Regions from separate parts of the Mus musculus genome. Here regions 2, 3, 4, 5, 6 and 7 are each linked to region 1. Evidence: chromatin loops called from intact Hi-C (ENCODE). Cell type or tissue: gastrocnemius. All regions are shown on one strand.

The links. Peaks named below come from ENCODE experiments on the same cell type or tissue, not always from the same donor. Only the 100,000 strongest peaks of a DNase experiment are listed, where the experiment ranks them.
Region 2: it touches region 1 in a loop (14-fold over the local background); 2 of 42 quality-filtered maps call a loop at or near these places.
Region 3: it touches region 1 in a loop (4-fold over the local background); 2 of 42 quality-filtered maps call a loop at or near these places.
Region 4: a loop joins it to region 1, with 4 times the contacts of the local background. A loop is called at or near these places in 2 of 42 quality-filtered maps.
Region 5: it touches region 1 in a loop (4-fold over the local background); 2 of 42 quality-filtered maps call a loop at or near these places.
Region 6: it touches region 1 in a loop (7-fold over the local background); 2 of 42 quality-filtered maps call a loop at or near these places.
Region 7: it touches region 1 in a loop (3-fold over the local background); 2 of 42 quality-filtered maps call a loop at or near these places.

What each region holds. Positions count from the first base shown.
Region 1 is chr16:24,237,188-24,241,187 of GRCm38, reverse strand. All of the region lies in intron 1 of Gm31814 (a long non-coding RNA gene), which reads left to right. Among named protein-coding and RNA genes, the nearest start is that of Gm31814, 24 kb to the left of the region's middle. In gastrocnemius, a CTCF peak has its summit at 1,836; a DNase peak (open chromatin) is centred at 2,829; H3K4me3 peaks cover 1,018 bases; H3K27ac peaks cover 3,205 bases.
Region 2 is chr16:24,482,066-24,486,065 of GRCm38, reverse strand. All of the region lies in intron 3 of Lpp (LIM domain containing preferred translocation partner in lipoma), which reads right to left. Among named protein-coding and RNA genes, the nearest start is that of Gm24440, 78 kb to the right of the region's middle. In gastrocnemius, CTCF peaks have their summits at 616 (motif pointing left) and 2,377 (motif pointing right); DNase peaks (open chromatin) are centred at 2,202 and 2,392; H3K4me3 peaks cover 2,417 bases; H3K27ac peaks cover 3,999 bases.
Region 3 is chr16:25,063,233-25,067,232 of GRCm38, reverse strand. It overlaps A230028O05Rik (RIKEN cDNA A230028O05 gene), which reads right to left. Exons shown (of 3, transcript NR_040374.1): 2 at 2,396-2,520; 3 at 1-677. Among named protein-coding and RNA genes, the nearest start is that of A230028O05Rik, 5.6 kb to the right of the region's middle. In gastrocnemius, a CTCF peak has its summit at 2,467 (motif pointing right); DNase peaks (open chromatin) are centred at 2,048, 2,482 and 2,775; H3K27ac peaks cover 4,000 bases.
Region 4 is chr16:24,071,780-24,075,779 of GRCm38, reverse strand. No RefSeq gene overlaps it. Among named protein-coding and RNA genes, the nearest start is that of Gm46545, 8.9 kb to the left of the region's middle. In gastrocnemius, no CTCF peak of the experiment used is centred here; DNase peaks (open chromatin) are centred at 596 and 2,455; H3K27ac peaks cover 3,542 bases.
Region 5 is chr16:25,077,137-25,081,136 of GRCm38, reverse strand. It overlaps the pseudogene Gm52256. Among named protein-coding and RNA genes, the nearest start is that of Gm41435, 10 kb to the left of the region's middle. In gastrocnemius, a CTCF peak has its summit at 2,149 (motif pointing left); a DNase peak (open chromatin) is centred at 110; H3K27ac peaks cover 3,678 bases.
Region 6 is chr16:24,154,809-24,158,808 of GRCm38, reverse strand. It overlaps Gm32126 (a long non-coding RNA gene), which reads left to right. Exons shown (of 3, transcript XR_384786.2): 2 at 220-295; 3 at 411-660. Among named protein-coding and RNA genes, the nearest start is that of Gm32126, 2.8 kb to the left of the region's middle. In gastrocnemius, no CTCF peak of the experiment used is centred here; DNase peaks (open chromatin) are centred at 600 and 1,886; H3K4me3 peaks cover 260 bases; H3K27ac peaks cover 3,813 bases.
Region 7 is chr16:24,560,980-24,564,979 of GRCm38, reverse strand. The region is part of intron 4 of Lpp (LIM domain containing preferred translocation partner in lipoma); the gene reads right to left. Among named protein-coding and RNA genes, the nearest start is that of Gm24440, 160 kb to the right of the region's middle. In gastrocnemius, no CTCF peak of the experiment used is centred here; no DNase peak of the experiment used is centred here; H3K27ac peaks cover 3,079 bases.

The DNA.
Region 1 (4,000 bases):
TTCCACTATGTTCATTGAAGCCTTATTTATAATAGCTAGGAGCTGGAAATAATCTCTAGTTCTTTGATGGATCTCTTGTTAGAATTTACCCTATTAGGAAAGGGGCTGATTCTAAAATGTTACACTCAGTATAATTCCATACACATTACATTTTTAGTTTGAGAAAAATGTCCTGAGAAGAGAATAACAGTTGCCAGGGTAATGAAGAGGTGGGAGAAAATCGAAGTAGCCCTAATAAAGCAGTCATGAAGGAACCCTCAGCAAAGGCTGTTCACTTGTCAGGACTATTCGAACATCGATAATTGATTGTGATTGTGTAATTTAGTTTTGCAAAATGTTTACATTTAAGGAAAGTAGGTGCAAGGTACACGGAACCCCCATGTACTATTTGTTCAACTTCAATTACCTTGAATTAAAAAAAAATTTTTTTTTTTAAGTTCAAAGTTTTTACTTTCTGATGGCGGCAGAGTGGCCAAGCATCTGGGGAGGCAGCGGTGGGGAAGGCGTGGACAAGAAAGAAAAACTGAAGAGCTGGTTCTCTCTTCCTTATTCTCTACCCTGGTCATATCTTCTGGCTGACTGGATGCTCTCAGGCCATCTGGAGGGCAGCGGCTCCCTCCCTTACTCCTTGCACGATGAGAAGAAGCATGAGGGAGGGACTTCTTCACCTAGCATCCATTGCTGATGTCGAGGGAGGGACTTCACCTAGCATCCATTGCTGATGTGGACTTTGCCTGCTCTGATCTGCAGACATCAGGAGGCAAAGCAAATGCACCCCTGAGTAGGTCAAAGTTTGGAGAAACCACACAAAGATTTCTTTCTAAAATTCTTCAAGGTGGGAGGGAGTTGGGATGGGTAGTATGAGGTTGAAAGGAATATGAGCTTGCCTGTGAGGCCCAAGGGTTTAATAACTAGAAGGAACAAAGAGTGAGGGAACATTGGCTTCTAGCAAGAAGACAACATTGTTCCTCTCATGTTGTTCACACACTGTATCCTCACCACCCCTACACATGCATTGCTCACCCTCGAAGGTGAATCAGGCTCAAAGCAAGGCGCGCTATGGAGTGAGCCTTTGTAAGATGGAGCTGACATAGTTAGTCCCTGCTCCTCTTAGGGTCTCTTGCCTGCTGCTTGCAATGGGTTGTCCTCCGAAGATAAAGATGTTCCTGGAAAATCTGGGATGGGGGTCAGGTGAGTTGGTTTTACTTTTGGCCTGAAGCCCCTGCAAGGATGTTTGCAGAGTCCTGGGGCCTACATGGGCAATGAACCTGCATGGGCAATGACCTCAGTCAAGAGGAAGCCCTCTGCAGGCCTTATCCTATACCGTTCCTGCAAGAAGGGGCTGGGGCAATGGGTTCCAGGGTTTGCAGCCCGCAACAGAGTTGCAAATCTGGACTAGGGGGTCAGAGAGTGGAAGGCAGCTACTGCATTTCTTCTTTCTTTCCATACCACCCTTGCCTTTCCTTTTCCTGTCTTCTTTGCCAATTCTAAGTGTCCTTCCTATATTTTTGTGGTGGTTGTTTTCCATCTGCTGTTCTTGACTTATTTCATCTTTCATTATTTAAATTTAAGTAGGTGATAGCACTTCTCTAAGTTGACTCACGACTCCCACTCTGCTCTGCCTCCTTAACCTTCCCCCGTTCTCTCTCCATGCTGGTCATTCTTGATTTCTTGACATTTTTTTCTTTTTTTGGACATTCCAATGGGTACTGTCTCAGGCCACCTGCATAGTGTTTCTGGTGCTGACTCCCATTGCCCCACATGGCCACACGTCTTCTTTGACTTTCGGGAGCTTGCTTTAACAAACACGTTTTCAAAGGCACCGTCCCTCTACAGGCCGTGTAAAGATGCTGCACACTCCTCTTCTTCTCTCTGCTCTCTGCTGATCTACACACGTGTAACCCTGCAGCTTACTCTCCTCTTGTTCATTGTCTGCACGGTAGGAAACCAGAACATAAGCTTTATGGAGGGCAGGGCTATTTGTCTATTTAGGACAGAGTCTGGCATGATAAATGGAGTAAGAGAGCAGATATGATTCTTTCTAGTGATCGACAAAATATGTACGCGTACTATTTTACTACTAGAAATTAAGTTCATTAAATATTTTATCAGTTCAATCGCCATCACTAACTATACTTGCGATAAAGGTATTAAGTGTTTTATAGATAGCCTCACTGCTCTAGATTCTGTGTCCCCTGTACTGTGTTTGAGGCACCAGATCAGGTCTGGCTTCTTGTAAACAGCTGACAGGCCAGCATTTCTCCTCCGTGTCTCTACTAGTGAAGTAGCTTGCACGCTCCCTGTGGACCTTGTGGAATTATTGGGTTAATTCGATAGCACTTCAACATGGAGTCGACTCCAAGGCAAGTCACCCATGCGTGGTTCACTGTTGCACACCAGTAAAGGACTGGACGAGTGGCTTCCAATGATGATGGAAACATCTAATGGGATAAGAGAGGCAGGTGTTGTGTGCAACTTAGTCTTCACGGGGGGACTGAGCTAAGAAAAGGATCTTAGGCAATGTGAGTGCTATTTGCGAGCGTATCAGGAGGGAACGGGAGCAGAGGCCAGCTATGTCATGGAATATTCCTTGCTTTCTTCCATTCCCCTCAAGCTCCGTGCTGGTGCGTCTCTTGCTGTGTATTATTGACAGAGGAAATGCTGATTCATGGGTCTAAGTTACAGGAAACCTTGTTTCCTGGTGAAGAAACAAGCTTGGTGGAGCTGCCAGCACCCTCCCTGCCAGTTGCTGCCACATGTCCTGCTCTGGGCCTGCACCCAGGCCGTCTGAGGAGGGGCAGGCCCCCTCAAGCTTAGCCAGTGAGATCACTTTCCCTGGCCCAGCTCCTCACCATGCCTCTCTGGGCCTTTCTGCTCTGACCTTACAATACCTTTCCAGCCCATCTCCCTTGCTTCCTGCTTGCTCCACCAGCTGAAGCCACCAATGAGCATGCCCAGCTCTCCCTGGGCACCTTGTATTTCCCACTCTGTGCCATGGCTCCTCATGTTCCCTGCCTGAACTGGCCCCTGAGCCCGTGTTGGCCCACTGAAATCCTACCTCCCCTTGAGCTCTGCACAGCTGTTCTGCTATATGAGGCCCGCTCTGCTTCCTTCTATTTATTACTATTCCTTTTAGTAGGGGTGTTTCCAAATATGTGAGCATTTGCGTACACTTACCAGCTCCAGCAGCTACCTGATTCCTCCTAAGTAGCCCCAGTTACTTTGACGGAGATTTTTGAGCTCCCTTAGCCAACTCTTGTAGTCCTACTTAACTTATGTTTCTTGAGTTGCACACAGAAGAAGGTCAGTCAGTGGCTTTACTCACCATGAAGCCAAACAGACATGGATTGAGCCAGCCAGTATTACAAGACAGTCAGTGGCAAGCTAAGATCTTTTCTTTTTTTCCTGAGAGGCCTCATTGAAAATGGTCATGTAGTTACTGTATCTAAACACAACAGATGTTCAAGTTACATTATTATCACATGTGTATAAAATAAAAAAAATTAATCTGCTAGCCAGCTGATGAATACAGGGACTTCTTAAGCTCGGCACCGAGCAATCAGCACTGGGCAGCCCTTTCTGAGGTCTGCTGTGTTCTGTTATCTGATCTCCTCCTGCTGCAGGAGATGGCTGATTTAGATGAAGAGAAAGCCATCTGATAATAAAGGCCTGTGTGAGTTAACCAAAGTTTAAAACGGTAAGTGTTATAAAATCATGTCTCTTTGGCTGTTACATGGATTAGAAAGCAGACATTCAGTAATGGAGGAATTTAACTACTCTGAAGTTACCTCTAGTTAGACAGATAGGAAGAGAAATGAAGGAAGTTTAATATGTGCACTTGGACTTTGGAAGGCTGGGAGCAAAGGCATGAAGAGACCATTGGGAAGGTAAAGCAAGAAATAGAAAGCCAGTCCTGGAAGAATGGCACACTTTCATCTGGACCGGACACAGCTCACGCCTGGACTTTGGCCTATAGTAAGGAGTCACCTGAAAGTCCAGT
Region 2 (4,000 bases), 240 kb before region 1:
TATATATGATCTTCTATGACACAAGGGCCACTGAGTACCCATTAGAGCTGCTCCTGGAGTCATCTAGTTCTGAGACCGGTACCCTCATTTCAGCCTATCCAACAAGTGATTACTTGAACTCCTAAGTCCTTCTCCCAGCTCATCACTAATTCTTAGAATCATTTCTTCATTCTTGACCCAGTCTCACTGCAGACATCCCCAAATCTTCCTTCTCTCATGCCCTGCCTGACTGTACGTTAGGACCTCTCTCTCCATACTGCCAAGAAGAGGACCTTGGATGGCTGGCCACACCTCACCAACCGCGCCTCTACCTTACCCCTGCAAGAGCAACTTTTCTTCCTTAGGACCACAGTTTCGCATCATAATCTCTCTACACTTGAATATGCAATGTTAAATGCAAATGTGTAGCAGCTGCTGCTCAGGTTTTTTTTTTTTTAAGGGTTTCTAGAGGCTGGACACATGGCTCAGTAGTTAAAAGCACTGGCTGCTCTTCCAGAGAACCTGAGTTTGATTCCCAGCATCAACCTGACAGCTCACAACCATCTGTAACTACAATTTCAGGGGATCTAGCGCCCTCTTCTGGCTTCTGCAGGCACCAAATACACAGCAGCACACAGGCAAACATGGAAGCAAAACAGTCATACGCAAAATTATCTTTTGTTTTTAAAGAAAAACAATGTACAAGACATATCATTTTAGTAAAAAAGTTCATGGCATTGAAAACTGTGGTTATTTATGCCTCACATAAATAAACTGTAAACATAGCCATACATGTGAGCACGTGCACACGTGCACATTTAGACACACTGGGGAAGAGAGAGAGTAGGAAGGAATGGGGGGGGGGCGAGGGTGCTAGAAAACTTTTTTCCAAAAATTTAACAACGATCATTAAAGCAGAATGTATTCAGGGGTAAATTTTATTTTCTACTTTGTATTTTCCTGCCCTGCTTCAAATTCACTATAGTGCTTAGAAATCATTCAAGTGATAAGACCATCTAGAAATAAAAGAGAACAAAATAAAATGCAAACTAGAAGAAAACAAAAGACTCCAGAGGAAAAAGCACACGTTTGCCCTCAGGGTGTGGCAGGGCATCTATGCTCCAAGTCTTACTGTCCATCCCAGACACCTCTAGGCTAAACATGGCACACTGGAAGGCGGTATCCTTTCTTTCTCTTCTTTTCCGGTGCTTGGAATTGACTCCAAGGTCTAAAGAGGCTCTGCCACTGAGCTGCAGCCCCACTAGGCAATGCTCTTTGAAATCTCTCCTGCCATTTGTAGCTTGGCTCAGCTAAGATCCATTACTATAAATGAGGATAATATAGGGACAGCTGTAGTCTTCCAGAACCTTCCCTCAAAGGAACAAAAGCCCTTGGAATCTCTTAGGATCCCAAACAGAAAAAGAGGGTAGAGCATGCCTTCCCAGCACCCACTGTCGGCCACACCCTGCCCGTCATAAGGTTACACACCAAATGCTACAGAAACGGTGTGTTGAACTCCAGTCGCGTTGATTTCATTGTTCTGTAGCTTTCTTCATATAGCTGCTGCTGGGGCACAGCTCAGGCACAAAAAGGACACCCAAGCCCTTTGAAATACTAGATATTTAATCACTATGCCACCACGAAATCCACTTTGGCACCAGAGCAATGGTGACAGTATGTGTTGTAGCTCAGTTTTTGTGCTGAGAATGAAAACAGTCTACCTATAGAACCAGCGACCATCTCTACCAGTTATTACTGACACACACCAGCACAGGATACCCCTACAATGCTACATCGATCAAACAAGCGCAGGCTTCATAGCTCTAACTAGAAGTGCTCACGGTGAGTTTTGTTTTCTTTTTGATTTCTAGTCAGCAATTATTGGATTTTCTACATGACATTTCATTGTTATCATATTTAAAAGAAAAGAAGAAGGTGGTGGCCCCATAGGAAGATATGCCAACAACCAGCACCTTGAAGAGACAGCATCTCTCTTCAAGCTGAAGCTGGGGCTGCCTCAGAGGCACGAGTGCAGGGAACAGGCTGTAACTAGGTCACTGGATTTTGCTTCCTCACAGTAGACCTTTTGCACATGCTCGCCGGAGCTTCCAAGAGCTCAGGAGGCTAACTCTGTACAACTGCTGCGATGGACTAAAAGTGATCCAGTTACTCATGGAATCCATGCTGGAATGAGTCCCATGTTCCTGGCACGGCAGAAGGTGCCAGAAGTAAGCAGAGGCTACCCCACCCTCCTGAAGTGGACAGTGGCAGACGCTCGAGGTACAATGTGATGAGTCCTAAATGTTCCCCCTCGGAGCAGTGTGTGGCTCTAGTGAAGGGAAGATTATTTCTCGCTGGGAAAATGACAGGTGGCTTCAGGACAGTGAGTGTTCCACCACCAGGAGGTACCGGAACAAGTCGGGATGGGACAGATCCAAGGCCAGGGTACAGCTCAGCTGGCTGGCACCCAGGGGCAATGAAGAATGACCTTAATTTTGGAGAGAACACACAGTGACAGGCGACGGACTTTGGGTATTTCCACAGCAGAAAGGCAGACTGTCACTGTATGCACTGGATGCGCCTAGGGAGCATGACAACTGAAGTGGATCTTTTGTAAATTCAAGTTGGTGCAGGAAGCAAAAGGGAGACACTACAAACAAATATCCCAGTCACTGTAAACAAGACATGGTATGCTCCGGAGTACAACTGTGGGGAATGACACTTCATGACTGGAAATGACATCCGGCCAGGGTTGCCAATCTGGTGTGGAGGTAAGTAGTGAAGAAGGGAAGATGACAAAGGCCACTGCTCTGTCTTCAGGTGGCTCTCACTGATACAGTCTGGATGGCCCACTCGATTCAACGTACACTCATGCCGTTCTTATACCATCCTCTCCACTGCCTTGGACACCTGAAAAGGGCTCAGTAAATAAACTCTCAGTAAGTAACATTGTGATATTGACTGGTTGCTGGTTTCAAAACATCAAAAAAAGGAATGAAAACAAGAAGCAGGTGTTCTCCTCCCTAAGGAGACAGGCAGAAGAAAGCTAAGACCCAGGGCCTCAACCCAGCCCATTCCAGTACCAACCTAAAAGGGGAAACCTAACCATGGTTATGAATCCAAAGCTCCCAGGTGATTTTACCATGCAGCCATGGGAGAGCGTGATGGCTAGGTGGAAGCACTGACCACTGAGCACGGGGATCACAGGAATATTCCAGAAAAGCCCGCTCTCTTGCAACATCTGTTTCCCTGGCTTTGCTTCAAGAATGAGCTTCTTGTAATGACAAGGTCGGGACTGGCTGGACCTCTCGGCAGACCCTTGAAAACACCAATCAAGGGTCTCTTCTTGCAAAGGGGGCCCAGGGCTAACCTTGTCATATTCTACTCATGACGGCAGAGGGAGAGGTGAACAAGCTGAGTCTCCAGCCCTTGGTGTTGGAGAACTGCAGTGGGTAATTAACACATTGATTTTGCAGTGAGCTAAGCAAACAGCAAATAAATACACTCTCCTATTCCAAGGGTCCTCTCAACCTCTCCAAGCCTCAGTTTCCACATCTGCAAAGTGGAAAATTACAGTGTATGTCTAACATGTTTTTTTCCAGTATATCCAAGATTAGCTATGATGTTAACATCACAGTGATTATGCAGCAAATAAATTAACATGAGGATATAAAATGCTCTACAAATTGTGTTCCATGACAAGATTATCTGCTGAAAACAAAGACTAGAAGTACATGCAGGAGACAAACAATGTATAGGTCATATATGTACATACGTGTGTACACACACACATCTGAAACAGGCAAGAGGATGAGAAGGTAGTGGATATGGAAGCCATTTATAGGTAAACTGGTCCAAGGACGCTGAGGACCTTCCCCAGTGGCACTGGCACCTCCCTAGACAAATAAAGATCTATTGCCACAAGGATTGATCCATCACCAAATGGCTTAATGTATTTACAGTATTCAGCCAAAGCCATGCCTAAAGTCCATCACCAAATGTCCTCATCTGAACTCCTCTA
Region 3 (4,000 bases), 830 kb before region 1:
ACTTGCCTTGGCCATGGGCTAAAGTTAGCTCAGGGATCCCTTTGCATCTCTCGACACAAGCTTCAATACTAAGTGTTAAAAGTTAAGGACGAGGAAGACAGTTAACCCAAAAGCAGTAAAAATTAACTATGTTCTGATGTGTTGGATGAAAACTTGGGAACCTCGTGTGCTCCACCCTCGCCCTGATAACAGCTGCAAGTGTTTGCTTGCTTTTTCTAACATCTGGCCAGCCCCTGTGTAAACAGAGTGGAGGTCATCGTGGGGAGGAGCTGAGTGGTTTATTTCTAGGTCTCTTAAGGATACAATGAGCTGGGACAGAGTCTCAAATAGGAATTTCTTCCATGTTTTATGACAATGTCAGCAGCAGTTTCCAGCGGCGTTCTTCAGTCTCTTGCTACCAGTCTGTTTCTCATCCCTTTAACTGATCTCCACAAACTAGGTTACTTGCAAAGGAAGTTAGTGTATTTCTCACTGTCTGGAGGCAGAGAAGTGCAAAAGGTCAAAGGGTCCTGTGTGCTGAGGACCCTCTTACTGATGGAGTTCCCACGATGGCACTTCACATCACATGATGTGACAGAAAGACTGCCAGGCTAAAATCTCTCTTCCTCTACTCATGAAGCTACCACTGCAACTATAGTCTCCACCCTGAGGACTCCGTTAAGTCACATCAGCACCACCTGCAAATGCAATGAAGAAGATTATTTCAATATGGAGTTTGTAGGAATCAGACATGGACATCTTAGCATTTGCCTGTAATTCCCTTTCATGGCATGATAAGAAAAACAGTTCATCAAAGGTCTGCTTGGATGTTGCTAAGCACTCTGGATGATCCAAGGTCCAGTCTGGGCTCCACCTAGGACTGACCATGAGCCTTTGGGACATTATTCGTTTCAGGTTTCATTTTTAACCACTTGAGTAATGAGATGGGGGAGTCTTCCCTAATGTTTCATAGAACGTTACTATTCCATTTTTAAGTCAGAGTTCTAACAGTTAGCTCAGCCCTATGCTCATCCCACAAGGACATTCCTAGCTACTGCTTCTTTTGGTCTACTGAACATGACACTTTAAAGATTATCAACCCTCCAATTCTATATTTTCGTAGCAAACTCCTACCAATGAATAAGTTCACACTAACATCGGTCTTAAAGACAAAATTCAATCTATCAACAAGAGCTTGCCTTAAAAAGGCTATTTATAGGAGGCCTTCTTCTTGTTTAAAATCACACACAAACACACACAGACAGAAGTGGGGAGGGGGGAAGAGAGAGAGAGAGAGAGAGAGAGAGAGAGAGATTATTTACCCAAACATGCTTAATTTAAAATATGACTTAGATATTCAAATATACTTTTAAAGTTTGCTAATGCATTTTCTTCTTCTAAAAAAGTGTTTTGAAGTTATGGTCTTCTTTGGAATAAATATGCTAATTAAATATACTAAATGAAGTGCAAGCACAGTAATGAGTCACTGAACTTACAAATATGCCTTGAATTCCAAAACTGTTCAATCCCTGGGTAGGAATGACTAGCTGACGGAGAACTTACCTGAAAGAATAATAAAATCTCAAATAGAACTTGAGCTATTTTATGAAATTATCTTTTGTAATCCATCAAGGAATCATCAATATCAAGGGAGATTCTTGGTTCTTCCTCTCCTTTGATCCTTCTTCTTCTTTTTTTTTTTTTCCATTTTACATCTCAATTACAGCCCTCCCTTCCTGCTCTCTTCCTAGCCCCACCCTTACAAATCCCCCATTGTCCCTGAAAGGGAGTCCCCCACTTAGTAACTGCTACATCCTGAAACCTCTGGTCCTAGCAGAACTAAATACATCCTTTCCCACTGAGGCCCAACCAGGGAGACCAGGTAGGGGGAAGGAGATGCAATGGCAGGGAACAAAGACAGAGACAGACCCAGCTCCATTGGTTAGGGAACACACATAAAGACCAAGCTGCACATTTGCTACAAAAGTGTAGGAGGTCTAGGTCCAGCTCCTGCATGCTCCCTGGTAGGTGGTCCAGGCTCTGTGAGCCCCCACGGTCCCATGTTAGTTGACTCTGTAGGTCTTCTTGTGGTGTCCTTGATCTCTCCGGCTTGTTCAGTTCTATCCCCCATTCTTTCACAAGTCACCCAAACTCTGCCTGATGTTTGCCTGTGGGTCTCCCCATCTGCTTCTTTTCTTTTAAAACATGTGATCATCTTTTAGTACTAAGTTAATACATTGAAATAGAAGTAGAGCGGCATAAGGACGTCATGGATGGAACACATCTTATTTTAGGATGGTGTTCAAATAGAGGTGCCTCGGAGCTTCCCAGTGTGGTAATCTCCCCTCCCCCTCTCTCCCTCCCCTCAAATATCTTCCCTTCCCCACCCAAAACACCAACCCCCTTTCTCTCCAACCTTCCTTTTTATTCTCTCAAAACTCCAGTTGGCTCTACTTCCAAGATGGCTGAGGCTGTCGGGGTCCTGATGTCATCCAGCAGAGGGCGCTCTTGGAGAAGATTTGGGCATGGCCATGGAAAACTCTGGGAGGACAAGGACAGTTTCCTTTAGAAGAGGGCGACTGTGTTATCTGGGTTTCATGGTGACTTAAAGGAGAGCTTATTGGTCCTCCTTGAATTGCCTCAAATTTTCTGCTCATTTTCACAAAATTCTATCTATGCAGATGTTTTAGTGCTACATTCAGTAGGAGGGGGTGGAAGAACTAATTGTTTGTTTGTTTTTAAGCTATAGATTCAGAAGTACAAGGTAGCTAACTGCACAGGAAAGCAGCTGAGGATGGCAAATATCAAGCAAATATCAGCCAAGGCAGGTGTGTGTGTCAGAGACAGCCAATCTGCTCAAGCTGACCCTGTCTATCTCTCCCTGTCTTGTGAGGCACAAGAGAACATTTTTTCTCTCTCTCTTAAAGGCAGTGGCAGATATTATGGACAGAGCTCAAACAATAGCACAGAATCAACACTGGACCAGAAATAGATAGTGCAGATCCATAAAACTGTCAGAGGCCAAGAACAATCTTGATACTCTTTAACCTAGCAAAAGTTATCCATTGGAACCTAGAGACCAAACTCCAACACATAGCTTACAAATCAAAAGGAACACCAAGGACCAGTGGGCATCTGGGATGTGGTCCTGACTCTAAGATTTCCTGCCTGTTTCTTTGGTCAGGTCCAGTGGGTAAGCTTTGTAAAGTCTCATTGTCCTTGTCTAAGAGAACTGAACTGTAGAATCCATGAGATACAATTCATATTTCATGTTCTGCATTGGAGACTAACTTGTTAGAATTGAAATCCAAAATTTCCTTTGGAACGCCATAAGATGAGGAGTAAGGGTGTGGCCAGACATCATTATGTGGTTAAACATGAACTTAGGGATGACAGCTTTCATCTGGAACTTCGACGCATCCCACTTCAATGTCTTTCCACCCTTTGGTCCTCACCAGTGTAAGGGTGGGAACTGTCATTTCTTAGCTTGTATGTAGACTCCAAGATAGAATGACTGAGTGTCACCAGTCAATCCGCAGCAGTGTTGACATTTCCAAGAGCAGAATGAAGGAACCAGGAGACACTTCAGAGCCTAAATCCTACACATAATGGTTCAGTACACACCAGCCACAGGCATCAAGGTCATACAGTAATCAGTAGGATGAACCTGCAACATAGGCTAAAAATGTACCTTGTACCCGGTCACCACCTTACTCACAATCCCCAGGACCTAAATGACACTGTTTAGGTAGGCTTTTCCTGGTGAACCTTGGTTTCATCTCTAAAAAACAGCCCGTCAAATACAGGATAAATAAGTTAATGATTTCACTGGAAGCTAGTATCCACTGTCGAGCTGTGAAATAGGAATCTACGGACCTTCTCTTTCCACTGAGGACTCAGGTTGCTTTCAGTCAGTTCAATACTCTTAAGCTCACAGAGTTCTTCACTTGCTACATTTCCTTGGGTCCAGCTGATCTCTATTCCTTCACTTGCTTGTGTATGTAAGCCTCCTTGAAACAAT
Region 4 (4,000 bases), 170 kb after region 1:
GGGACACCCCAGGGTCCTAAACTGTGGATGTTCTTGAGGTCTTAGAGGACAAGGACTTTGCTGGGTAGAACATATAAATGGAATGAGTGAGGGTGAGTATCTGCTCCTTCATCAGCAAAAGGACTAAGACATCAATAGAAGAAATATAGACCATTGCAACTACAAACAAAAGGAAAGGACTTTAAAAGTCCCTGTGTATAGATAGCCCTGTGGTTCTCAAACTTGACCGTGCCTCAGAACATGAGGACCAGATAGAATAGGTGATTGCTTGGGCCCCCTCTGAAGTTGCTGATTCCGACTGTCAATCCACTTCTATATTTCTGTTGCTCTGGTATGGAATTCCATTGCTGCTGCTCTGCGGACCATGTTGAAGAGTGACTGGTTCATTTTTTTGGTTTGGTTTGGTTTTTTTAAAGCCTAATTCATTTCATCCATGGCCCAAGGTGCCCCGACAGGTGAGAGGTAAACAAATAAAAATCACACTTTCTCATTGCCTCTCCTCCCTCACCCCTACTTGCTCATTGGGTTCAACCCTCCTGTACTGCAACACAACCCGAGCAAAGAAAGCTATCCCCACCCAGGCTCGCTAATGGCTTTATCCACTCCTACAGGGTGACATGCATGACTTAGAGCTGGCACTCAGCCATCCTGTACTGACCATGGAAGAGGTAGCCTACCCTTAGGATTTCAGTGTGCGTCTATAGATCTCCCTGATCCATACTTTCACTCTAATTTCATTGTTTTAGCTCATTGTCCAACGTACTCTGGTTGACACCTTTGAAGTGCTGGCTGGTTGGTGAAAGATTTCTTCTTACATTCAGGGGCTTCACTCTGACAGAAAAGGGAAAGAAAAGAAAAGGGAAGGGATGGAAAGAAAAGGGAAGGAAAGGGAAGGAAAAGAAAGGAAAGAAAAGAAAAAAGAAAAAAGAGGAAAAAGAAAAAGAAAAAGGAAAAAGAAAAGAAGAATCAAGTCACTAGACTATGAGGGGTGTAGAGAAAATATCTTGTGTCTGTATGGATGTGACACCTGTCAATAGTATAACTGATGCCCTATAGCGGAGTCAGAAAGTTGGAGGTGGGACATCCAAAAAGCAGAAAGGATTTTGGGATAGTGCCAGGCACAGGAAATTCACCAGGGAAAATGTGAGGAGATCGATGTGTGGTACCTGAGCACAGGTAACCAGTCACATGGCAGAATGTAGATTAGGATAAATGGGTTTAATCTAAGTTATGATCGAGTCAGAGAAGAGCCTAGCTGTATGGCCAAGGCATTTGTAAATATATGTTGAGCCTGAGTCTTCTTTCTGACAGCACGAGACTGAGAAGAAGAACCAGACCTGACTTCTACAAAGGGAAAAGCAGGGTGTGTGCAGAAGGCGTACTAGGGAAGCATATCTCAGTCCGTCAGGAAGGGGTCAGTATTAGGCAGGACCCAGCCAGAGTATGGGAGCACCGAGTAACAAGGGGTACTGAGTAGTGGTACTCACTGGAGATCAGACGCTCTCCATCTGGCTTCTGTCCTCACAGTCCTGAGGTACCATTTACAAATCCTTCTTTAGAAGTGGGGACACCAAGGCTCAGAGATTGCTGAGGGCCACACAGCCATCCAACATTAATTTTTTTCTGACTCCAGAGCCACATCTAACATACGATCTTATTGCTCTTTGCCAGACATCAACAACTAGCACCTGTTGTTGGTCACGAAAGGCAGGTTTACCAAAGCACTGGGCAGGTGTGGGGAACCAAGAAGGCTGGGAAGGTTAGGAGGGGGGACCCATGTGTTGTGACTCTTGATGCACAGTGTGAAGCATTGACACCTAACTCCTGGGGTGCTTGGGCATCAGTGAAGGATTCTGAACAGGAAAGGAATGCATAGCACAGCTATGTTTTAGGAAGCTGGGACAGAGGCGTGTGTGCACCCTTGGCACAGAGAACACATGGCAGCGGAAAGCAAGGGCCTGGCTTCGGATGGATGACGGGAGCAGATGAGACTCGGGATAGATGTCATTCTCACTACTGCTGTTGCAAATATTTGACCACTGACTGCATGCTTGACCTATGCTGAAGTCATCTGATCCTCACCATAGCATCCATATCAGATCTCTCCCTCTGACGCTACTTTTTCACTGCTCATGAGTCTCCATTTCTCCATACTGAGTACTGTTTCTACTTGGGAACAGGACCTAAGACTCCTTCCTGAATATAAGGGGATCCAGGGCTGAGAAAAATGAAAGATCAAGTACTCCCAAATTCACTTCTTCTCCTGTCCTGACAGCTGAGGAGGCTGAGGCCTGGAGACAATCAGTGGCTTGTTCCATCTAGGAAAGGATGGACATACTGACCAGAGGCTAGAGGGCTTTCTTGCGCCAATGCCAAGAGCCCACTCTGGATTTCTAGGCCAGGCTGGAGGCCCTGCAGCTGTGGCGGGTGCCAGATGGCATCCCAGTCACCAGGCTGCAGGGCGCCTGAGGACCCTGTGGTAAGCCACGGCTGGCAGCACCTCCTCCCTCTGGCACTTCGGGTGCAGAATGATTGAGTGAGGGGAGGATATGCCGTGTAGGGGCAGGAATGTTGGTGTCTCAGCACTTGGTAGTGTGAGTTACAGCTGCTCAGGGCCAGCCCAGCATACAAGCTGAAGAGGCAGCTGCCATCTTCACCTTGTCAGAAATACAAAAAAAGAAAGAAAGGGAAGGGAAGGGAAGGGAAGGGAAGGGAAGGGAAGGGAAGGGAAGGGAAGGAAGGAAGGAAGGGAAGGGAAGGGAAGGGAAGGGAAGGCAAGGGAAGGAAAGGAAAGGAAAGGAAAGGAAAGGAAAGGAAAGGAAAGGAAAGGAAAGGAAAGGAAAAAACCATGCTAGCCCATGCAGCCAGAGCAGAGGCAATGGAACCTGATTGGAAAAATGGCAGCATTGCCCAAAGAAACAGGGACAAGCCATGAGTTAGGAAACCCCGGCTCACTTACGATTTGATCCTTCTCTTTCAAACCATGAAGCCTTGAAGAGCCTCTTTAATCTGTTCGTGGATATACTCTCTTTTCTCCTCCCTAGCCTTGCACTATAGGTGGTATGAGTGAGTTGATGTGTGGAGAGGAGAGTTGAGAAAAGAAAAGAGGAGAGAGCAGAGAGTGGGGAAGAGAGGGCTGGGGAGGAGAGGGCATTTGCAACCCAAGGGGTTCTGCAGATGCCATTGGAGTTGAAACTAGTAACGTTAATGTTGATATGGCTAATCTCCGGGGAAATATGGTGATACAATTGAGCATTTGCAAGGAATTTATTTGAAACCTGTATTGTCTTTGCTACTGCTCTATGAAGCTTAAAATACTTCAAAAATGGTAATTCTTACATTCTCTTTCATTGCTTTCTCTTCTATTCAGGGAGCTTTGGCTGAGCAGGCACACTTCAGAGGTCTACAGGCCTCTGAAGGACCTGCCTCCTAGCAGGGAGACCAATGTTATTCTATATCCTAAGCAGGGCAAAGATCTACTGTGCTAAGAGGGCTAAAGTCCCGGCAGCAGAAAGCCCTGGTTTGGGGTGGCCAGGGACCAATGCACAGGCTGATGTAGAGCTACAGCGGAGGTGAGATTCCAGCTTTTTGTGGAGAGCAGGGGCTTACCAATCATATAACCATAGAAGTGCCTGCCCAGAAGAAAGCCTCAAAATGCATTCTAGAGAGAAGGAAGCTGTGTCACTATAGCAGTGTCTGATCGTGCTGGGGTAGAGGGGCCTGGGAAAGGAGTGGGCATGAAGCCCAAAGAGGCAACATAGAAGCAAGTCTGTGGATTGTGAGTGTTTTCAGAGACTTGGGATGTCACTACAGGAGAAATGGGGCATCAGGGGAGGCGGGAGCAAAGGAGTGACACGATCCAGGACATAGCTGAAGAGAACCTGTGTTCCTCCACTGGATTGTTCTCTGGGTTCGGCCACCCACCTGGTCTCCTTCCCTGACCCCTGGACTTCTGATTTAGGTTCGAGACTGAGGATTCTAGAATTCTAGAATCATGGAG
Region 5 (4,000 bases), 840 kb before region 1:
AAGATGCCCCCCTGGAAAAGATACTAAAATTCAGGGAACCTGGTGCCTGAGGCCTGTGGGAGAAGAGAGCAGCCCAGCTGGCAGCAGACAATGTTCTCCTGTGGCTGCGGGCTCTGCCCCTTCCGGCTCCCGGCTGCCTGGCTCCATTGCGTGTCCCTGGATGAACCCTTGACAGGCCCTCCCGCTGCTAAACAGGTATTCAAATGAATGCATGTTTTATTTTTAAAAAGACTTTGTTTAAAAATATGGTCTCAGAAAGTTCTCTGTTCATCTGGCTCATCAATGCCAGGATAAGAAATTTTGCAGCCAGTTTGAAATCAACAACATCAAAGCAATTGAACATTAGTTGGACTCCCGATAGATGCCCAATGAATATCCCTGCTTTGGAAATTACCACACTTTTTCTTCTTTTAGATCTCTGGTTGAGTCATTGGCATGCCACACAGGACACAGATCGTCCCAATACATAGCAGCCCTGTCCCACTATGTCCCCCCTGCCGAATAGACACATAGCGTATCTAAATTTTCAAGCTTCGTATATGTGTACATGGGGTCATATATGTGAGAAGTATATGCACAAGTATGAGATGATTCCTGTGCACATATGGGCACACACACAAGGAGGTCTGAGATCAATATTGGATGTCGTCCCCCATCATATTGCACATTTACTTTCTGAGACACTGGCCCTGAAGTTCATAGTTCGGCTAAGTTAGTTGGCCAATGACCTTCATGGATCTATCTATCTATCTATCTCCACCTACCTCACATGGCTGGGTTATAGATACCCATGACCATGGCCAGCTTTAGACATATTTTCTGAGCATTTAACTCATGACTCCACTCCTGATCAGAAGGCAACTCACTAAGAGCTATCTCCCCAGACCCTAAACTTACTGTTTTGGTAATAATGGGAAACTGAACCCAGGGACTCATCCATTCTTGGCAAGCATTCTACCACAGAGCTACATTCTTAATTCTGTTTTAAGCTCTTGAACTTTTGGTTGACAGGGGTGCCAAGGTAGGGGAAACAGTTTGTATCTTGCCAGCACATTCTGGAAATAGTATCTCACTTTTCCTTTAGGAAACCATTCCATCCATTCTCAATCGATGTAGTTTAAGAGGGAATGACTTTGATCTTTTGGCCTTCAACAATGGTGTGGATCCAGGCTGGCTTATTAGCACATACAAATAGCCTCATAGCCACATAGCCAACAGATGGAGTTCAGTCCACGGAGAGTTAATTATAAGACATTTATCAAAGTTACTTTGGCAAACACACACATTTTTTTATGATGTTTACCAAACTGATACCCTAAGCCTGAGACTGCTGCAAGACCCTGGGAAAGGGGGCAAGTTTAATAAAGCAGTTAATGCAGAAGAAAACCTGCTAACAAAGAAGCATACTTCTGACCTCTTATTTGATACATGTTGCCCAGAAGGCTTTTCATGTAGCCAAGCTGGCACAGGACTTACCGTAACTGAAATCAACAGAATCCTGATGAACAAATTATCAAAATCAAATGTAATGTAAAATCTCTACTTTAGTGTTTTACAGTTTGCAAAGTGCATCCATAGACAATGACTGTTTAAAAAAAAAAACATAAAAGTTCCAAGAAGTCTCATCATCATGCTCAGTATTTCATACATGCTTTAGTGATGGCTGGTCAACTAATGTCAGATGGTCAACGGGTACCTGAGCCAATCCTGAAATCTCAGATTCTTACTCTGAGTCTAATGATACCATTTTATTTGAGGAGTTATCAATCCAGTACAAAAGACAAGCTAAGCCCATGTCTAAACTTAGCCCAGACAGGCAGTTCATACAAGGGTAGTGTGTGTCCGTGAAACTGATAGCTGCCCGCAATAGATGATTTGTGAGTCAAGGCCTGCTGAGGCTTGGCCAGCATTAGGAAAGCATATGAGGAGAGGTTGCATTTTGAAGTTCCCTTAGGAGACTGTAAAGCATTTTTGCATCTCATTTCTGGAAAGGCTTTAAAAAAAAAATTCAATGACAGAGCCTGGAGAAATAGCTCAGTGGTTAAGGGCACTGACTGCTCTTCCAGAGAACCCAAGTTCAATTCCTAGCACCCACGTGGCCACCCACAGTTATCTGTAACTCCAGTTCCTAGGGACCTATTGCCCTCTCCTGGCATCCTCAGGCAACAAGCATGCACATGATGCACAGGCATACACTTGGGCAAAACACTCCTACACATAATATAATAAATAATTATGTTAAACCTTTTGGAAAAATCCAAGGATAATCTCTTCTCCTTTTTTATCCAAATAAAGGAAACAGAATGGGTACAGAAATGGGCTTGCCATAACTACTGGTTATTAATTAATTATATGCTGTGTGCCGGAATGCTGACATTCACCATTGCTGACACTCACAGCAGCCTCATAAGCTATGTGTTATCTTCATTTCTGAGGTCTAGAAAATAAAGTTTAGATTTTCTTTCTTTTGGTTCCTTTCTATAGGCTATCCTCATGTTTCCGAACCTCTTCTTGTTCAACCAGTTAAGGAGAGACCACTTGTCTCCTCAGATGCCTCTGAGGCCCCTGCCTTTGCCCACTGTGTTCTCTTCCTCTTCTTAAACACTCTGTTCATTTAGTCTTAGAAAACTTTTTTCTGCCTGCCTCCAATGTCTGTGAGTTCCTTGATAAACCAGAGCAGATAAGAAGAAAGGAATAGGAAAATATAGAGGCCTTCAGGTTGCTTTTTTGTTTTTTGTTTCCCAAGGCAGTGGATTTACTTTCTGTGGTATCTCAATGCTTAATATATGACATCAGTTTTGACTTAGACGTGTGACCACAGTTATAAAGAAGACGAGGAAGGTGCAAAAGAACAAAAGGCCAAGCAAGCTAAGCCAAGCTAAGCTGTAGCTCAAGAGCCAGAGCCAGGGTACAGCCAGGCTGTTTTGTGATCTACAATCTACTCGGCGGAAGTCATCAGAGGGACTGACCAAGGAGGGCAGGTGGAATTATTGTGAGAAGTGCTTTCCTTTTCAGAGACCAGAGAGGCTCTATGCAGCTGAGCACTGATTGAATTATATTTCAGTGTCTAGTGTTCCTAAATGACGTGAGTTGAGACTGGCATGGTTTCTTGTTCCCATCGTCAGAGCAGGGACTGGTCAGATCAATTTCACTCTCGTGAAGCAAGCCCAGCACAATGAAGGCACATTTCTCATGCTAGGAATATTAGGATCTCAAAACACAGTAAGGCTGAGCTGCTTGCTAGCTTCACAGAGATTTCACTTCACAGGCGGTAAGCTTTTCATAGTCTACTATAAGAAACATTGTTTATTGGAGACTGCCTCCTAGTTTTATTGCTTGCAGTCAAGGCAACCAGGCCATCTCACAGCTTGTGTTCTATCATCACCATCAAAATTCTGGTTGGGTTAGCCTTGAACCTGTTCTCAGAGGCAGAAGAACAGTAAGCAGAAGACCCAAGTTCCTGTCCCAGCACTTTTCTGTACCTCCTCCTCCTCCTCCTTCTCCTTTTTCCTTTTTCTCCCTCTTTTGGGCAAAGGCTTTTTATTAAGTATTTTTTACAAATACACTGGAGAATTATGCAGTGCTGTCTATATTGAATACAATCCTGAGCCACAAGTCTGCACACACATTTGCAACTGGACCTGTGATAGCAGAACCTTTCTTTGTTTATTTTTTTATTAGATATTATCTTTATTTACATTTCAAATGTTATCCCCTTTCCTAGTTTCCTCTCCGAAAATCCCCTATCCCCCTCCCCCTTCTCCCTGCTCCCCAACCCACCCACTCCCACTTCCTGGGCCTGGCATTCCCCTGTAGTGGGGCATAGAACCTTCCCAAGACAAAGGGCCTCTCCTCCCATTGATGACCGACTAGGCCATCCTATGCTATATATACAGCTAGAGACACAAGTTCCATCATGTTTTTTTTTTTTTTTAAATTGGTGTTTTAGTCCCAGGGAGCTCTGGTGTTACTGGTTAGTTCATATTGTTGGTCCTCCTAT
Region 6 (4,000 bases), 82 kb after region 1:
GCCATATGTCCTATATCTCTATCACAAACATAATTGTATATCCACCACTCATTGTACACAGGAATATCTGTGACATAGTTTTAGTAGGGTAAATGGGAGTTCTGAAATATTAATGTAAATTTATTTACCCAATTTTACATTACTATAACAACCCATTGTTTTATCAGTTAACCTCAAAGTTTGATTTCATGTGGTTTCTCTCCCATGTATATTTTATAGGGTCTCATGAAATAAGAACCACACTTAGGCTCAGAGGTTGTGGAAATTGGCAATGGTGCTTTAATTCAAGAATTCCGTAAGTGTGGGGTCTCTGTCTCTTCATCATTCTAAAGCTGAATGTGATCTGGGTGCTTTTGACAATGCTTCTGCCTCTATTGCACATGATTCTACACATCTGTTCTCTCCTGCAGAGCTCAACTCCCACACTCCACACTGTGGGGCACTGAAGTTAATGACCTCTTTGAAGTCTTTCGTAGCTGCATACGCTTGCAGACTAGCATGGAAGGCCATGCTTTACACTAGACGTGTCATTTCTAGCAGATAGCTTCAGCCTTACCTCCATTGCCAGCTTACCTGCTGATCACCCTGATGCCAAGAAAAGACTTGAAGAGACGGAGGCTTCCTGGTCACTGCTGTAGGGGCAAACTGCAGCTGACCTCAAGCCAAAAGGAAGGGGAGAGCCCATGAGCTGTTACCTTTTAACAATCTAGAAGATTAAAGAAGAATGGTTGAAATCTGTACTAGAGTTTTTGATTTGGCATCCTTGGTTGACCAGAGAAAAGGAGAAGGAAGAAGGAAGGCGTAAGATGTGAGGCAGGAGGTACCTCCTATTGGATTAGAAAGAGGAAATAATGGTAACTGTGCATGGGCCTCTAGTGTAATCCTCATGGTCCAGAGAGTGCACAAAGCAAGCAGCCCAGATAGAGCATCTGCTACCTTATATCTGGGTTACGCCTCACCATGAACCTGTTGGTCTCTTGTGTCTGCATGGAGAATCAGGAAGTGTCCTTAACTTTTTATCCTCACATCTCAGCACTCCATTCTTCAGGTTCTAGGCTTATAAGCACCATGGCTTCCATGTTCTGATCCACAAGACAACTTTGTCGAACAGACACTAACTTTAAAAAACAAAAACAAAAACAAAAAACAGAGAAATAATTGAAGATTCTATTAGGAAACTAGACCAGACATACTGGTACATGTCTACTCCCAGTATTCATGAGGCTTAGGTGAAAGGGTCACACTCAAGTTGAGGAAAACATGGGCTACAGAGAGAGGTCTTGTCTCAAAACTAAATAAATAGGCAGGGAATGGACTCACAACCACCAGGGTGTTGAGCAGAGACCAAGTTGGGCTTGCTCTTTTGCGTCTGCTATTGGTGTGCTTTTCCAGCTTCCAATGACCTCAAGTACTTATGTCAGAACTGTTAACTGGGGTGAGAAATCTTTGAACTGCTGCTTGCTTGGGAACCCACAACACCATGCTGGAGAAAGAAAGGCTTGATCAACTCATGGGTCCAGCCTTTGCTGGAAGTAGAAAGGGAACCCCCTCAAGTTTCAGGTGAGAAATGGAGTCCCTAAAGACAGGTGTCATGTCCAATGTCATGCAGAGTGAGGATTGAGGCTGGGACACTCACATGAACCTCATGTCTCCACCTGCTTGTCAGTTGTCATATACCCAAACATCCTTCACGCTTGCCCTCCTCTAGCTACCGGCTACAAAAAAAAAAAAAAAAAAAAAAAAAAAAAAAAAAAAAAAAAAAAATCAGTACTGACAAATCCTTGACCATGGTTGCAAGGACAGTGCAACATTGTCTGCCAGCTTGGGAATGGACTAAGGAAATGGGGACAGAGGGAGGCAAGCATGCTCCAATCTCAGCTGTCACTTTGCATTTCATCTGCCCCGTGCCAGGCACTGGATTTATTGCTGGTGAGAAAGATGACTCATGTTCTTCTGATGCCAAGCAACTAATTTATCTCGCTATGGCTTGGTAGGCACAAACGTTTAGTGTGTGATCAAAAATAGAGACCACCTGTCACCCAGTACCTTGGAACTGGTCGTCAAGCCTGAGAACTTACTCAAACATTTAGCCCAAATACAACCAGAAGACTTTGTTTTAGGATTCATCTTTTGTAACACCGGTACAGAAACGAGAAGAAATGTAACAGAGAGAGGCATCTCACTTGGAAGTCACCTATAGGGTTTATTCCCATTTGAGTTATTATATCGACTGGCTTGCTTTCTTTCTTTCTTTCTTTCTTTCTTTCTTTCTTTCTTTCTTTCTTTCTTTCTTTCTTTCTTTCTTCCTTCCTTCCTTCCTTCCTTCCTTCCTTTCTTTCTTTCTTTCTTTCTTTCTTTCTTTCTTTCTTTCTTTCTTTTTTGGCTGGGACAAGAGATTCCTTTTCTTTGAGCCACATTATCACTATCTCCTGGAAAGGGTTAAAGTAGAAAAACTTTGGAGGATTATCTCTTTTCTTTTCTTTTCTTTCTTTTTTTTTTAAGCCACACTTTTGTTAATTCTTAAAGAGTTTTATACAATTTATCTTCTCCATAGCTTCATCCAGATCTATCCTCTCCTCTCTCTCTATTTCGTGTCCTCTTTCTGTTTTACGTTCTCATACAGCAGATGCTCTGGTCCTCCAGCTTTTTCTATCTTTCTGTCCCTCTTCCATGATGTTCCCTGAACCTTATGTGTAAGGGACATGCTGTAAATGTATATTAGCTGCGTCTGATCACCCTGCAGTCAGCTGATCTTTGCATTTTGACCTGTTATGGCTTCCTATAATGATCTCCATCTACTGCAAAAAGAAACTTCTTTTCTGAAGTGGAGAAAACTACTTTTATCTGTGGGTATAAGGCAGGCATGTAGAATGCAGATAGGAATGATAGGAGTTTAGGAAAGTGGCAATAGTTGGTTCCCCTCTAGCTTCCAAGGCCTCGCCAGTCAGAGGCTGTGATTTATTTCGATAGGCTCTTGAAATGATCATAATTTATACAGAGGCATCCACTGTATATTTTCCCCCATAAGATTCACACTATGCTAGAGCCTTCTCTATGCTATGGGAAAACAGCCTAATTTCAATACTGCCCAACAGCCTGTCTCATGCAGTTTCTCTAACACATACACCCAAACACACACACACACACACACACACACAGAGAGAGAGAGACAGACACAAATAAAGACAGACACACACACACAGAGACAGAGACACAGACAGAGAGACAGACACTCACAAAGACAGACAGACAGGCAGGCAGGCAGGCAGGCACACACGTGCACACACACACACACACACACACACACACACACACACACACTCCTAAAGTCACAAGCACACACACACACAGATACAATTCTGTCTGCAGAAACTAGACTGTTTTCCAAGCCTCTAGGAGTACCAAATGCTCTTTAGAAACTGAAATTACTTTGGAGATAACAGACTCAAGAATGTGGGTGTAAAGTACAAATAATAGGCAAGTTCATACTGAAATCTTTACTTTTAGGAGTCGTGGGCTTTCCTCCTCACTTTTTTTTTTTCTTTTTCCAAAAGCGTCATCACCATTTATGTGGTTTGTAAATGATATTTCCTCTGGAAATTAGACATCACAACATAAAATGCAAAATTGCAATCAATTAAATAGATGAAAAGCTCAAATTACTTTTAGTCCAGGTTAAGTCCTCTTTGGGCATGGCAGACTACAAGAAAGAATTTGCTTTGAGTCACATATTTTACATAAACCAAAGAGGTTACCCCTAAGAATGACTGTCTGGCTTATACTCCCCGCCCCCATGGTGCCCCACATACTGTAACAGGAAGACGTTAGCAGTTTCAAGACTTAAACTTTCTCTCAATTTTTTTCTTCACTTAAACCAAGCAAAGTGTCTCCAGTAAAAAAATACTGATCACCCTGTTGCTTGCAGTGGGTCATGGGCTACTCATCTTTTAGATAAAGGGATAAAGACTGACTATTCCCTTCATACCAAAGGGTGCCAGGC
Region 7 (4,000 bases), 320 kb before region 1:
AGTAAACAATCTACTGTATTAAAATTATAAGCACACAACAATACTGAATTAAAAGTACATTTACTGAAAGAACACCTAGTAAATGAAGGAAGCAGAGTAAGAGTTTCAATGTTAAGAAATCACTTCCCAGGTATAGTAGTATATGTCAATTCCCAGAGTCATGCTAAGGGAAGCTGAAGAGCTCCCTTTCAGAAGAACTGAGAGGAAAATCCAAGAGGGACAGGAATCATGAAACAACCAAAGGGAAGAGCTGGCTTCTCACACAGAGAAATATCTTCTGTCTGCCTTAGAACTCATGTCTGCACAGCCTTCAGAGTATCTGTAAAAACCTGAAGTTGTAGCTGGGATTCTTGGAGAATGTGTGTTTTTCAGGTAGTTCACAGATGTTTGTGTTTCTCTCCACTTCCCTCTCCCCCTACTCAAGCTCTAATGGTGCTCACATTAAACAACATCTCTGTTCCGTATCTTGCACATTAGCATAGCTGCAAACTTGCTAAGAGAGCTGAGGCAAACTGGAAACTCAAGAAAATCAGAGTTGAGGACCCTTTTACAGAATCTCTACCAACTCTCATCTCACTGAAGGAGAATCGGAGGCTCAGGGAAAAAAATCTTGCTGGTCCTACAACAAAATGACTCGAGCGAGCATCTGACCCACAGATAACTTCCAATCTCTAACTCTAAGGGCTGTGTGGCTAAGAGGTCAGTGTTGAGTATCTTGCCCCCTGTCACTCTCCACCTTATGTTTGGGACCGTGTCTCTCACTGAAGCTGGTGCTCAGTGATTGGCTAGACTGGCTCAGGACTTAGGAAGTGCCTAGGTCCAGGGGTCTCTACATTTTCTTCTACCTGATGGATAGTTACTACCTCCTCCTCGGAAGCATGAAGACCCATGAAAAGAACAGTTGTTTTTCAGCCCCAGCCTAGTGTCAGGACCAGTCTCAAGATGGGTGTGAGAAAGTGAAAGCCTCTACTACCCATGCTCCAGCAGCTTGGGGAACAGACACTCAGCTGGGTTCATTCTGTAGGCCAGTACTCTCCTGCCTCTTGCTTTCTCATCCCTTGCCCATCGTCTCTTAATTAATGTCCTCAAGTGCTCGGGACACAGCCATCTAGAAACATCTTCAGCTCCACACAGTTCAAATGGGTCCGCAAAAGGTAGAAGGCAGTGGCATACAGTGAAAGGGCCAGAACCAGATGCCCTTGGCAAGGAAGGACTTCAAGGAACCCATACTCTCCTGAGAAATACAACGTGCTGTACCTCCATGTATGGAGGAAAGACACTGATGTTGCTTGCTTATGACACAGTAAACTCTAAGTATAAGGGAAATAAAAGGCCGTGGAGATGGCGGAGTGAAGCACTTGCAGTGCATGCTGAAGGAGCTGAGTTCGGGTCCAAGCACTATTTTAAAACCTGGGTGCAGCAGCATGCACCTATAATCATGTCATTTGTAGGGGGAACACAAAGACAGATGCCCTGGAGCTCTCTAAGCAGTCTACCCAGTCACTGAGCACAAGGGTCAGTGAGAGACAGTCTCAAACTTAAGGTGTAGAATGACAGAGGGCAAAAGATACCCAACACTGATCTCAGCTTCCACAGGTACATGCATAAGTGTGTATATCTACAACACACACACATATATACACACATACTAATATACACACACTAAATACATACATACATACATACATACATACATACATACATACATACATACAAACAAATAAATAAGCAAGCAGCCAAACACAATTTGGTCTACCATTGGCACTAACACCTGGAACCAATTAGATTTCCTCCACGATCTCAAAATTTCCCAACTCTCAAGTTAGAAATGTTGGGTAGATTAACTCGTAAGATATTTCGAAGATTCTATGCCCCAGTACAGGGGAATGGCAGGGCCAAGAAGCAGGAGTGGGTGAGTTGGGGAGCAGGGCTGGGGTGGGAGGAGGGTATAGGCGACTTTTGTAGAGGAAACCAGTAAAGGGATGCATTTGAAATGTAAATGAAGAAAATATCTAATAAAAAAATTCCCTCTGGTTTTAAAAGACATTCTGACTTGTTTGTACCAATAAGACTGATTATTCACACTGGATAAATCAAATAACAGAAGAGAAATTTGCCTTTACTTAATGGTATTAATAATGAGTAAGTTTCTCAGTTACTCTAAAATGAGACATAAGATAGCATTATCACATAGCCTTTCTCAACCTGTGGGTCGCACCCTGTTTGGCAACCATTTATCTCTAAAAATATTTACATTGGGATTCAGAACAGTAGCAAAATTACAGTTAGGAAGAAACAATGAAAATAATTTTATAGTTGAGGGTCACCACAGCATGAGGACTGTATTAAAAGGCTGCAGCTTTTGGAAGGGTAAGAACTACTGCCCTAGAGGAAGACTGACTCCCTTCCTGTCTAACCTGAAACGGCATGTTGCTGAAGCGAGCAACAGTCAAGAGTCTAATATACAATTACAGCATACATATACTCTAAAGCCCAATCAGCAACTGTTCTCTGTTAGATCAAAGAATCAAGAGCTAAACAGAATACCAATTTTCCACACAAGGCTCTGTGATGAAGTCAAAGGATTTTGGAAACATGGCAGAAGAGGAAGATAATATTCTAGTTACTAGACCATTCAGCATGACAAAACACGATCAACTGGGACACCTTTGTCTATTGATAAGCAGGTGATAAGATGACCTCAGAGAGGGAGGATGCGCTGCCCAAGGTCATATCAGGACTGAGGATATTCTCGCTGCTTCTAGCCCACAGGACACACAGAGCTCACTGCTTCACTCTGCAAAGCAATGTGAACCTAATCTACCCAAGTAACAAAGAATAAGTGCACGCAAGATTACAGCTACTATCTTCACAAAAAAAAAAAAAAAAAAAGAAAAGAAAAGAACAAAACGAGTGGCTGATTAATCTTATTCAAGGCAATTTCCCAAAAATGAAAATTAACATTTCATAGGGCAATATAAATAAGTCCATGAGAATTAATTATGTATTATTCCTCTAACGAGTCATGTAGAAAATGGAGATAGCCAATGGTCTGCAGGAGGCCAGAGTAGCTCTTGTAGTACAGAGACCAACTATTTGGAAATGATACCTCATGCTCTTTAAGAGTAAACAGGGTGTATGATTTCAAACCCCGTGAAGTGCAGCTTTAAATAGATTTGGTTTGGAAATGGGACAAGGAACACACCACAGTGATGGGCCAAGATCAAAAGCAGAGGGAAAACAATGATTACACTCATTGATATCTGCTGACACGTTCACTGTCAAGTCTAATTATGGACTGACTGTTGTTCGGTATCATTCCCACTAATACCCATTTTTACCACAAGACTGTTGTACATGTTTATGTCATGCTCCCAGAACACTTAGTCCTCCATCTTTCAAAGGTTGAAACCATTCTATCCTTCAGTTCACACCAGTTTATAAATCCAAAAGACAGGGATTACATTGCTCGACAGATGACTGACAAACCAATACAGAGACAGAAAAACTGACTGACAGACAGGCAGGCGGGCAGGGAGGCAGACAGACAGACAGATGAGGTAGGTAGATGTCAGTAGATAGATGGAGAGATAGGCAGATAGGTAAATAAGTAGGTAGGGAAAGAGAGAAAGAGAGAGATGCTTGATTTCCCATTTTAAAGAACAGTCACTGTAACTTTTCAAGGTTTAATTAAAATATCTCTTTGTCTTGAGATGGATTTCGGTAGGAAAGTGAATACAGTTAACTAGATGATCCTCAAAACTTGCTGTATCAGCATTTAATAAATGGAAGCTAAGGAAATAGGTACGTGATAGGTGAAGGCCTTGGAGGAGCAGCTCTCTAGATCTCTGAAGTAGAAAATTCAGGCAGTTTCACTTTTTAAATCCCCTCTGGGTTTAGCACTCTGAGCTGTCCTAGCTGGTGAAATGGTTCACCCTGGATTAGTCAAAGGACAGAAGAGGGTTCTACTTCTTTGTTAGGATGTTGATAGTGGATGAGT